Regions from separate parts of the Homo sapiens genome. Here region 2 is linked to region 1. A link is a contact called in ENCODE Hi-C or POLR2A ChIA-PET data. All regions are on one chromosome and are shown on one strand. The core of a region is the stretch at or near the end of the contact, and the rest is flanking DNA. Distances in the headings are between cores, read along the strand shown. Region 1 has its middle 19 kb from the start of SLCO4A1. Region 2 holds the start of TCFL5 (transcription factor like 5).

Region 1 (2,700 bases), core at 86-2,585:
CCCTTCCTCTCTGAGTAGACTAGGGGTTTGCTCTGTCCTTTTAAGCACCGAGTTCCGGCACAGTCTGCTCTTTCGGTAAAACTGGCAGAAGTGTGGTTGGATGGTCGTTTCCCTTTTTTGATGATGACATCTTTGGATAATAAAGAGCTTCTCCTAAAAATATCCAAATACAGAAGTACCTGGAAGCTGCTTAGGAGACAGGCTGGGCTCCTGGTCCTTCTGGGCCTCATCCTGGCTCTGAGGTGTGTCCATCAACACAGACAGATCAGGCCCCACAGCAGCCAGGGCCCTGGTCCCGCGTCCCTGCACGGGCCCCCGCGGGCACCACCTGGAGGCTGCAGGTGTCGCTGCCAGGGCCAGGGTGCACTGCACACTGGGTCCCAGGGGTCTCCACTAGAGGTGACACGCGGCCCTTCCAGCCACTTTCCATGGGCCCAAGCAGCCATGCGTGCCCCCCTACCCCTGGGGGAAGTCAAATCCTGCCCCTTGCTCTCAAGGAAGGGCAGGAATATAGGATCAATGTGGGAGGCTTTTGTCTTGGTTTGGGTCTGGTTTCATTTCAGGGGAAGCCACACTCCCTCTCATCTCCACAGTGGCTGGAGTCCTGCGACCTCAGGGCCGAGAGGAGACCCGGGCGGGATCATCACAGCTTCCCAGGTGCTCCTGCCAAGGTCAGCGGGGAGCGGGTGGCCTCCTGCAGCCCCTGCCCCTCTGGCGGGGATCCTGAGTCCTTGGCCTGTTGTGCTGCCTGCCCTGGAACGTTCTGTCCCTTGCAGATGCTGGTGGGGCGTGGCCAGACACACCCCTGATCTGCAGGTGGGAGGGGCCCCGACCACTGCTCCCCACAGCCCCGCCCCTGAGGCTGAGTGAAGTCATGCTCTGGGCGGTTGTGACTTCTGGTCCGGTAGAAACATTTCTGGTTGAGCTATCAGTGGCTGAAGGTCCTTCCTGCCCTGGAGAGGAAAATTTCAACCCTGGAAAATTACCAGGGCAGGCGGCCAGGGAAGTTTCTGCCCTGGGGCGGTGGTTTGAGAGTGAAGTTTCCTGGGCTGGTCTCAGCCTGCAGGGGAAGCACTGGCTCCCAGGAACTTTGACAAGCCCAACTCCCCTGGTTCTCTGGAGGCCAGGAAAGCTGTCCAAGGCTTTCCCGACGTGGGCAGGAACCAGTCATTGTCACAGGGAAGCATGGCCTTTGGGACAGGTGCAGGCTGTTAGCTGTGTGTTCAGAAGGCACGTAGACTCCTTCCAGCAAGCGTAGCCTCACCCACCTGACTCACGCCTTCATGGCGCCAGCTCCCCTCCCCCAGCCCCTTTAGGGAAACTTTTCAGAGCACCCGGAAGCCAGGCAAATACCAAGGGAGGGTTAAATACCCATTAAATCATTAAAGCAGAAAACACATCTCCTCCTTCGTCCCACCCCTCCTCTTCACGCACACCCCCTCTCTGTGGGTGGAGGGCACCTGACCCCCTCCGGGTCTCTCTGCCGCTGCTGGGACTCCCAGGCCTGTGCCACACGTGCCAGCACACACCTCAGGCTCCACGGGCCCTGGGAAGGCTCTGAAGTGCTCCAGAGGAGACACAATTAGGAAGCCATGCCCAGCTCCGCTCTGAGTGAACCACAGAAAACTTCACTGATGGAACCAAAACCACCCGGGCAGCCCTTTGGCTGTGGAGGACGGTGTGAACGTCCGCGGCCTCGGAGGCTGTGGAGGGAGGACGGTGTGTACGTCCGTGGCCTCGGAGGTCCCAGCTCAACCAGGTCAGGCTGCTCTTCCCGCCTGTTGGGACTGATGGGCCTGCCATAGGCCCTGGAGCCAAGGCCACCTCCGAGGCTGGGGAGCGTCACACGGCAGGCACTGTTGAGGCCGCCTCCCCTGGTGACCGAGTGGCGTCCCCGGGAGGTGACCGCCCAGGAGGCAGCACCAGCCTGCCTGGCACTTACATGGCCCCAACCCAACCAGTTGGGCCGTCGCAAGGGCCAGCACCCAGGCAGCACTGGGCCTCGGCTTGTTCACCTGTAAAGCGGGGGACACCAGGACTGTGAGGAGCAGGGGGACGACTCTATAGAGAGCCCAGAGCAGCGTGAGCCGTGGGCCAGGGCTGCCTCCGGGCCGGACTCCCACGGTGGCTTCTAAGTTAGAAACATGCAGGAGACCACGTCGTTTCCTGCTGGGAACCTCCCGAGGCTCCTGGGGCCTCAGAGTGAGACCTGCACTCCTTTTCTCGAAGGCCGGGTGAGTTTCGGGGGCTGCAGTAACAGCCCCAGCGAAGGGCCGACACAGCTCACAGGTCACCTTACAGTTCTGGAGGCAGAGGACTGAACTGGGGCACCAGGAGCCAGCAGGAATGAGCTCCTTCCGGAGGCTTTAAGGCAAAATCCATGTCCCTGTCTTTCCCACCTGCATTTCCTTGGCTCAAGCCCTTGCTTGCAGCCCTCAGACCTCTACGCCCCTCCTCTGCCTCGGACCTCTACGCCCCTCCTCTGCCTCGGACCTCTACGCCCCTCCTCTGCCTCGGACCTCTACTCCCCTCCTCTGCCTCGGACCTCTACTCCCCTCCTCTGCCTCCGACCCTCCTGCCTCCTTCCTAGATGGCCCTGGTGATTATACTGGGCTCACCCGGATAATTCAGGCTCCTCTCCCATTCTAAGGTTCTGAACTCCTTTGCCAAGTAAGGTGACAGTCACAGACTTGGGGGATT
Region 2 (2,700 bases), core at 89-2,588, 240 kb before region 1:
CACTCTCTTAGCCTTCCCTCTCTGTTTTACGTTAGACGACTTCTGTTGCCATGTCCTTGAGAGTTTTAAGTCCTTGCTTTCCTCCTTGGTAGTGTTTTCTGAAACCTGATGTTTTGCCCAAAACTGATATATTATTTTCATGTATACATGTGTGAGTTTAGATTTGCATGGCTGAGCTTTCATAGCCCATCGTTGAATCATTGTAATATATTGGTCTGTGTCTAAACTGTGATGAAATGAGCGAAAGATTCAGACCCGGCTTAGAAGACGATGTGCAAGTCACAGGCCTTTAAGTGTCCTAATGCCTAGACAGAGAACAGACAACCACTGAGTGAGATGGGAATGTGGGTGAGAGGTTAAGTACAGGAATTATTTCAAGATTGCAAAAATAAGTCTCTTAAAGACCACATATTGCATAGTTCCCTTAACAGGGAAGGCCCAGCCTAGGCAAACTCCTGGACACAGAAGATTAGTGGCTGCAGGCGGGGGAGGGGCAGTGTGCTGACTGCTACAGGAGACCGGTGGTGAATGCAGCGGTGGAGGCGGGCCCAGCGCTGGGAATGTACCACCACCGTCGCGCTGTGCATTTTTTTTTTTTTTTTGAGATGAAGTCTGGCTCTGTTGCCCAGGCTGGAGTGCAGTGGCAAGATCTCGACTCACTGCAACCTCCGCCTCCCGGGTTCAAGCGATTCTCCTGCCTCAGCCTCCCGAGTAGCTGGGATTACAGGCACGCACTACCACGTCCAGCTAATTTTTGTATTTTTAGTAGAGACGGGGTTTCACCATGTTGGCCAGGCTGGTCTCGATCTCCTGACCTCCTGATCCACCTGCCTCGGCCTCCCAAAGTACTGGGATTACAGGCATGAGCCACAGAACCCGGCCATGCGCTGCGCATTTTACGCGGATGAAGCGGATGGCCTGGGCACTGTGGACTGTGGGTCCAGGGAGCTGTTTTGACAACGTCTTCATTCCTGCCGCTGTAATGGGGCGCACGTGCACGCACGGACGTGGCTTCTCCCCAGGGTGTCACCGCGTAGGTATCACGCTGATTCCAGCGCAGCCGCCCTCGCCGGGCCTCAGCGGGGAGTGGCCGGGCAGCAGGGGCGTGGCTGGGAACCGGGCGTGGCCTGAGCTGGGGGCGTGGCCTAGCTGTGGGGGCGTGGCTGGGCCGTGGGGGCGGGCCCTCCGCGCAAGCATCCGCCGACGTGGGGCGGGGCCGGGCGTGCGGGCGGTTGGGCGGGGGCGGGGCCGGCGGCGGCGGGTAACGGAGGGGGCGGGGCTGGCGCAGGGGTGGGGTTGCCGTTGCGGGGCGGGGCGGCGCAGGCGCTGTGCGCGGCACTCAGCGGTTTTCCCTCCCCCAACGGCGCGCCGGCTGTGGCCGGCGCAGAGTAGTGCTCGGGCCGGGGGTCGCCTCCCGCCTCCCGCCTCCCGCCTCCCGCCGCCCGCCGCCCGCGTCGCCCTCGCCGCCGTTGGGCCGCGCCGCGCCGCCATGTCGGGCCCCGGACCGCGGGAGCCGCCGCCGGAGGCAGGCGCGGCAGGCGGCGAGGCGGCCGTCGAGGGCGCGGGCGGCGGGGACGCGGCGCTGGGCGAGCCGGGGCTGAGCTTCACGACCACCGACCTGAGCCTGGTGGAGATGACGGAGGTGGAGTACACGCAGCTGCAGCACATCCTCTGCTCGCACATGGAGGCGGCGGCTGACGGCGAGCTCGAGACGCGCCTCAACTCGGCGCTGCTGGCGGCGGCGGGCCCGGGCGCAGGCGCGGGCGGCTTCGCGGCGGGCGGTCAGGGGGGCGCGGCGCCCGTGTACCCCGTGCTGTGCCCGTCCGCGCTGGCGGCCGACGCGCCCTGCCTGGGCCACATCGACTTCCAGGAGCTGCGCATGATGCTGCTAAGCGAGGCGGGCGCGGCGGAGAAGACGTCGGGCGGCGGGGACGGAGCGAGGGCCCGGGCCGACGGCGCCGCCAAGGAGGGCGCGGGCGCGGCTGCGGCTGCGGCTGGACCCGACGGCGCGCCCGAGGCCCGGGCCAAGCCGGCCGTGCGCGTCCGCCTGGAGGACCGCTTCAACAGCATCCCCGCCGAGCCGCCGCCCGCGCCGCGCGGCCCCGAGCCCCCCGAGCCGGGCGGGGCGCTCAACAAGTGCGTGCCCGGCGGCCGGGGGCTGGCGGGGCCCGGGTGGAGGCCGAGGCCGGGGCCGGGGCCGGGGCGGAGGCAAAGGGGGCCCTCGCTGTGCACGCCCCCAGCCTGCCCTCCCGGCGGCACAGGGCGCGGACCTCACCGGGTCTGGGGCCGCCCCGAAAGGCTGTGTGCGCTGTGCGGGCCCCGGGGAGCAGGTACTTCCAGAAACTAAACACCCCCTCCCTCAGTGGCCCCGCCTGGAGTGGGGCCGAGCGCGCAGAATTCCTGGGAACCATGTGCTCCGGGTGGCACTCTTGGATGTCAGGGAAGCCTAGGAAGGCCCGACGGGGGTTTGCAGGCTTTGAGCTCTAAAATGAGGCTCCAGCCTGCAGCCGCCCCCTTGGCGACCCTCAGGGATGGCTGTGGAAGGGGCTGCGTCCGCAGTTTTCTGCTCATCCCAGCCTGTAGTTGCCCATCGTGGTCACACTGGAGGATGGCAAAAGTGAGATTGGTGTCAGGATGTGATGAGAGCAGGGAGGTGGCGCAGTTTTGCTTTTCCTCCATAGGAAGAGGAGGACTTCCACA

The links. A loop is a pair of places that touch in the nucleus more often than their neighbours do. ChIA-PET counts read pairs that join two places held with the same protein, here RNA polymerase II (POLR2A). Pooled maps may share reads with other maps.
Region 2: a loop to region 1 is called in a pooled map, with 12 times the contacts of the local background. The contact joins the promoter of TCFL5 here to the enhancer-like site in region 1. A Hi-C loop is called at or near these places in 1 of 37 single-sample maps with no recorded cell type and 6 of 50 pooled maps. POLR2A ChIA-PET finds 5 or more read pairs at or near these places in 4 of 52 experiments (HepG2, activated B cell and activated T-cell).

What each region holds. Positions count from the first base shown.
Region 1 is chr20:62,622,211-62,624,910 of GRCh38, reverse strand. No RefSeq gene overlaps it. Among named protein-coding and RNA genes, the nearest start is that of SLCO4A1, 19 kb to the left of the region's middle. RefSeq lists enhancers at 72-121, 382-741 and a silencer at 252-341. Within about 2 kb of position 1,335, at least 38 of the 41 ENCODE cell types and tissues checked have a DNase peak (open chromatin) inside an H3K27ac peak, as active enhancers do.
Region 2 is chr20:62,860,460-62,863,159 of GRCh38, reverse strand. TCFL5 (transcription factor like 5) reads left to right here and starts at 1,338. Exons shown (of 6, transcript NM_006602.4): 1 at 1,338-2,136. The coding sequence starts at 1,490. LOC105372717 (a long non-coding RNA gene) reads right to left here and starts at 1,725. Exons shown (of 4, transcript XR_936989.4): 1 at 1,619-1,725. RefSeq lists silencers at 930-1,029, 1,080-1,269, 1,770-1,919 and an enhancer at 891-1,545.